2 separate regions of the Homo sapiens genome follow, and region 2 is linked to region 1. The links are chromatin loops, found by intact Hi-C in ENCODE. Cell type or tissue: HepG2. All regions are shown on one strand. Each heading gives the region's core, and the rest is flanking DNA. Links, peaks and the distances in the headings are about the cores only. Region 1 overlaps VSNL1 (visinin like 1). Region 2 overlaps SMC6 (structural maintenance of chromosomes 6).

Region 1 (2,821 bases), core at 159-2,658:
AGCTAGTTTGTTTCAACTCTGGCTGTTTTCCATCCAGAAAGAAAAATTAACATTTAAAAATGCAAATGTATATATGTTGTTCCCAAAATAAGCAATTTCTGAACAAAAAGAGTAATTGTTAAATCAAAGCACTGAATAGAGCTCAAGGAATGACAGCATCTGGTGAAAGAACCATAAAAAGCTCAGAGAAGAGTGTTTGCTGATAATTATTGACAGTTTGCTAATTACAGCATTATTTGGCCTGTTAAAGGTATATGTACTTCTCCCAGTTAAAGAAAAAGTACACAAGAGGGCTTTTTCTCTCTCTCTCTCTTTTTTTTTTTTTTTTTTTTTTTTTTTTTTTTTTTTTTTACCAGAAAAGATACTCCTGTATCCAGATAAGAACCCAGATTCCCACAACAGAACATTTAGAAAAGGGGTGGGGGAGTGTAGCGTATCTCTGGTCAGCAATGTCTACAACATAGACAATAACTCAACACTGTACACTACTCAGAAGCTAAACTTTCCCTGAACATTACACAGAACAGTCCCATAAAAGGTACAATTTCTACTGCAGTGGTATTGTTTTGGCTTGTCTGAGTCTACAAGTTGTATTGGTTCTAGATTGGGCTGATCTAAGACATTCCACTTCGTGTATACTTATGTAATGTTACACAAGTGAAAGAAATACATTTTTAAAACTTTTTCTGATTAAAATACCAAATAGAAAAATATTGCTTTATATCATTTAATTAGCAAATGTTGATTTGAGCAATATTGAATCACCCAGATGTATATATGTGTATGTGAAATGATTGAATAAAATATTAAGCATTATCATTATGTGCTGAAGCTGAACATTTTCTATAACCTATGATCCAGCAATTCCATTCTTGTACTGTACAAGAAGGGGCATGTGTAAGAATACTCATAGCTGCACTATTCACAATGGTAAAACTGGGAAACAACCCAAGTGCCCATCAAAGGGAAAGTGGAAAATAAACAGTGGTATATTTGAACAATATAACATTATATAGCAGTCAAAATACTTGAACTGTAACAACACTAAGATATTAAAAAAGCAAGTCTCAAAAGATTCTAAAGGAAATAGAAATTTTTAAAAATGTGTTTTATAGGATTACCAATAAATGCAATAAAATCATATAAAAAGAAAAGCAGGGAAGTGATGAACCCAAGATTCAAACGAAAAGTTACTTCAAGTGGGGAAGACCAAGGGATGAAATTGGGGGTATGGCCATGTGGTTAGATATATATTGTGTTCAAAGTCATAACTGTTGCAAGTGTTTATTGCATCATTAAAAGCTCACTAATCAACAGAATAAGTAGTGTGCATTTTATACGATCACTGTGACATTTCTAAGAAGATCTGGGTAATCAATTATTAGCATGCCAAGATCTTTTCTATAGAAGTGCTGAGAAAGTGCATCTATTACTCAATTGATGTCTATTGCTTTTGCAGAGAAGTGGGATAGTATGTATTTCCTAGATAACCATACTACTCTCCCTAGTTTTCAATGTCATGTCTTCTATTTTATCACCTAGGGGCTAGTCCATGCCTTGGAACTCTCTCTATTCTCAACCACAAAGAAAGTACAGACAAACAAGGTTTTTCAAAGTCACTTTCATATCACTAAAGGCCATGCAAGCTGTCACCCTATGATTAAGAGAGCACCGTGTGCCACGTTCCTCACTATTTGTTTAAAATGAGAGGGGTATTGCCTTTGAAGAAATAGTTGAAATGCAGGAAATGAGGTATTTTATTTACACACTGGAAGTATGTAGCACTGAAAAAGCACCAGCCTCAAGGTGAGGGGTCATGTAAACATTAAGCATGCCTTGGCGTTTTATGGTACAACTGATATATATGCACCAAAATCATCTCCCACCTCCCCATCTCACTCCTAGAGTGGGTTTTTTATTCCAGGAGGGGAATATATGACTTTCTGAACTTAGGTCTATATTTTTGGCAAACTCTTATTCCAACTCTGCCTGTACTCTTATATCAAATAGAAAGCAGGCAGTCTTTTTCTCCTTCTAGAGTTGTCCAAGGACAGAAAAAAACCGCAGCAGAAATATGCCACGTACACAGAAAAAAGAAAGGCGGATCTGATAAGCTGGAAAGGAGAAGCCTGGAAAAAGATGTGGATTATGTAATAGGCCCAGAAGATGGGCTGATGAGAAAAAGCTTCTTTTAATGTTTCTGGAAAAAAATGCAAATATTCAGCAAGACACGGTCATTATCCTGGTGAATGGGCACATTCAGTGATTCCTTCTATCTTTGGTGCAGAGATTGAGGCATCTTGGGATGCAACTGAGGGAGCAAAGCTGACTGCAGCCTCTGCCCTCCTGTGTGTGCAGTCAACCTGGCACATCCCCTCTTGCTACCAGACCCGTTTCCCTTTCCAGGAGGAAGTCAACTCGGTTGCTAAAAAACAAGTTCTGATGAGTGTTTAAGGAGGAGCAGGATAATGGGAGTGGCTCCGCTGCAAGGCCAGGGGCCACAGTCTCCCAACTTTAAAAGCCCTTGCATTCCAAATGTGAAGGAACTCCTTCAGCAGATATATTTTTAAAAGCATTTAAAACTGAGGTTTAGAGAAATGAGGCAATTTGCCCAGCAACACAAACTGAATGTGGAACAGACTTCAAAGACAGGAATGCTGACTCCCACTGCAGCACATAGCTCTGCCTCTCAGCCAAACTCCCAGGGCAGCTCCTCATTAACACCCTCCAGCCCATCCACCATACAGCTGCTGGAGTGAGATTTGTAAAACACAGATCTGAACATGGTCCCTCCCAGCTAGATGCAGGCTTCACTCTTTAG
Region 2 (2,821 bases), core at 94-2,593, 69 kb after region 1:
TCTTAACTATTTTAAAAGGGAAATCATACTGCTTTAAGGCCTCATTTTTCCTGTAATTCATTCATTCAGGGTTACAGTCTCTGGATGAATATAAACTAGTTTCTTAGAGTCCAGATGCTTATTTCTTCCACACGGTTGGAAATCACATCAAGAAGTAAAGCACAGGCTTAAAAAGACATCTTCAGAGAGCCTCACGGCAAAGGATGTACAGGGGTCTAGCAAGAAATGGTCAATCAGAGCTTCTAAGTAAAATGAGAAACTGTTTCCTGAGCTTCTTTTTCGAAAACAATTAAGTTTCCCACATAGTTTGGGCATGCAATTTGAATTTTTTCCCAGCATTTTGCAGGTCTTCAGTATCCTAAGTTATATTATTATTTTCCAAGTTCTTACATTTACCAATGTAAAGTTACCCATCAAGTAGGTGATTAACTAGCTGGTTAGTATTCACACAGTTACCTCAAGGTTGCATACTCAGCCCAGAGCTTTCATCTCTCCACAGGGCAGTCTGTTACTCCCTCCACTTCTGCATTGTTCCTGCCTCTGTGAATGAATCATTATTCATCCAGCTATTTAGGCCTCAGGCCCCAAGAAAATTATCCTTGATTCCTCTCTCACAACTCCAGTATTCTCATCGGGAAGTCTTGCTGCCTCTCTATTTCAAATCTGAATGTTTCTGTCTCCACCACCTTAGTCCAAGTCACCATGACCCCTTACCTGGACCACTGCAAGTCTCCAAATTGCTCATACTCTTTCCATGTTTGCTCCACTTTAATCTATTCACACAGCAGCCAAAGGATTCTTTTAAAATGCATACACCAGGTCTGTTACTTACCATAATTTTAGGGCCTCCAATGATCTCGGTCTGCCTACCTCTGAAGTTCACCCCCTACCAATCCTCCTTCCTCACTAAGCTCTATCAACACTGGCCTTACAATTCCTAGACATGAAGTTCATTCTTATCTCAAGCCCCACGCACTCATTTCTTCTGCCTGGAAGCTTTGCCTTGCACATTTTCCTCCTCATGGCTTGTTCTATCACTTGTTTCAGGCCTCTGCTCAAATATTGCCTTCTGTAGCCTTGACACTCCATTCAAAATACTGGCCGGGTGCGGTGGTTCATGCCTGTAATCCCAGCACTTTGGGAGGCCAGGGCAAGCAGATCACCTGAGGTCAGGAGTTTGAGACCAGCCTGGCCAACATGGTGAAACCCTGTATCTACTAAAAATACAAAAATTAGCTGGGTGTGGTGGCGTGCGCCTGTAATCCCAGCTGCTCAGGAGGCTGAGGCAGGAGAATCACTGGAACCTGGGAGGCAGAGGCTGCAGTGAGCCAAGATCGTACCACTGCACTCCAGCCTGGGCGACAAAGCAAGACTCTGTCTCAAAAACAAACAAACAAACAAACAAACAAACAAAACTCAGTCCTCTCTGCCCTTTCAAATCCTTACACTGCTTTATTATTATTCATAAGAATTACCAGTCACTGAGATTATGTACGGTATTGCTTGTCTAACTAGATTTCAAACTCCATGAGGACAGATTTAGTATTTTTAAATATGTGTGTAGCATTTTAAGTACTACAGTCTTCCCAGTAATTAAAAAAGTCCCTAGCTCATGGCAGGAACTTAATCATTTTTTAATGAATTAATCTCTACATTTTCAAACTGGAGAAAAATTAGGCAGAAAAAGCCCTGTTAAGCTTGCTATAATTAGTGAGTACACTCAGGCCACTCCTGTTTGCATGGATTCTATCCAGACGCCAATGCCAAAATTAGCATGCTAACTATCAATATTATATATGCTTTAGAAAACTTTATTTGCTGACTCAAAGAAACAGCTTATTTATATCCACATTATTACTTTGCCAACCCTTAAGTAACAAAACCTGTTCCTATAAATATTTTGATATATCTTCAAGTCCATGGGCATTCAGTTCAAGCCATGAAACACTGGTAACTACACTTTTAGGACTGCAAATTTCAAACCAAGTTCTCCTGAAAATCTGAACTGGTCAAAGTAGAAGGCATACATGTAGATGCATAGCTAAGTCATAAATGTAACCAAAAAAGTATTGCCCCAGCACAAAGTTTATAAACATTTTCTCCCCCACACCCTGCATCTAGTTTGCACTCAGGAGAACTTTTAATCAGATATTCTAGACCACTTGGTTTTCATCAGAGTCGGCAACATTTCTAATCCAATTCATGACTACCAGCCAACAGCTTTCTACACAGAATTTAAACATTTTGGTCTCATAAACAGCCCAGACATGAGGAAGACATGCCCCCCTGCCCCCGCAAAACAAAAAAGCACTAGGAAATGGAAGAAATGAGACACGAAAACTTGGAAAATATTTAAGAAGGCAATTACTGAATCTTTAGTGTTGATCACTAATTTGAATAACTATATTATTTACACTTTGGTTTATGAAAACTCATCACATTTGTCACTTTAAGAATGATTTTAATCATTTCTACTCCCAAAGATTTCAGAAGGTTAAGATTTAAGATCCAAGTAAGCCTTTATTATTTTCTGGAACTTCATTCAGTGATAGCTGCATTGATGACAAACTAGGGGTTGAAGAGTCACCTGTGTGATGTATTTAGGTCACGATTCATGGAGGATCAATTTAGTCAATTACTTTCCCCAATTCACAAAAGCATGACCTTAATACATATAAATTTTAAGTTTTATTTTTAGAAGTTACACATATTTTAAAAGAACAATTTCTTTTTATTCTTTCATTCTAGTAATATTATCACTACTTAGAACATTAAAGGAAGATATTTTCACTTATGATAGTTGAAATCAAAACTTTGTGAG

What was found. A loop is a pair of places that touch in the nucleus more often than their neighbours do. Peaks named below come from ENCODE experiments on the same cell type or tissue, not always from the same donor. Only the 100,000 strongest peaks of a DNase experiment are listed, where the experiment ranks them.
Region 2: it touches region 1 in a loop (2.4-fold over the local background); 1 of 110 quality-filtered maps calls a loop at or near these places.

Annotation. Positions count from the first base shown.
Region 1 is chr2:17,592,329-17,595,149 of GRCh38, forward strand. The region is part of intron 2 of VSNL1 (visinin like 1); the gene reads left to right. Among named protein-coding and RNA genes, the nearest start is that of VSNL1, 53 kb to the left of the region's middle. In HepG2, for the core only: no CTCF peak of the experiment used is centred there; DNase peaks (open chromatin) are centred at 943, 1,703 and 2,653.
Region 2 is chr2:17,661,143-17,663,963 of GRCh38, forward strand. SMC6 (structural maintenance of chromosomes 6) reads right to left here. Exons shown (of 28, transcript NM_001142286.2): 28 at 2,670-2,821. Among named protein-coding and RNA genes, the nearest start is that of SMC6, 91 kb to the right of the region's middle. In HepG2, for the core only: no CTCF peak of the experiment used is centred there; no DNase peak of the experiment used is centred there.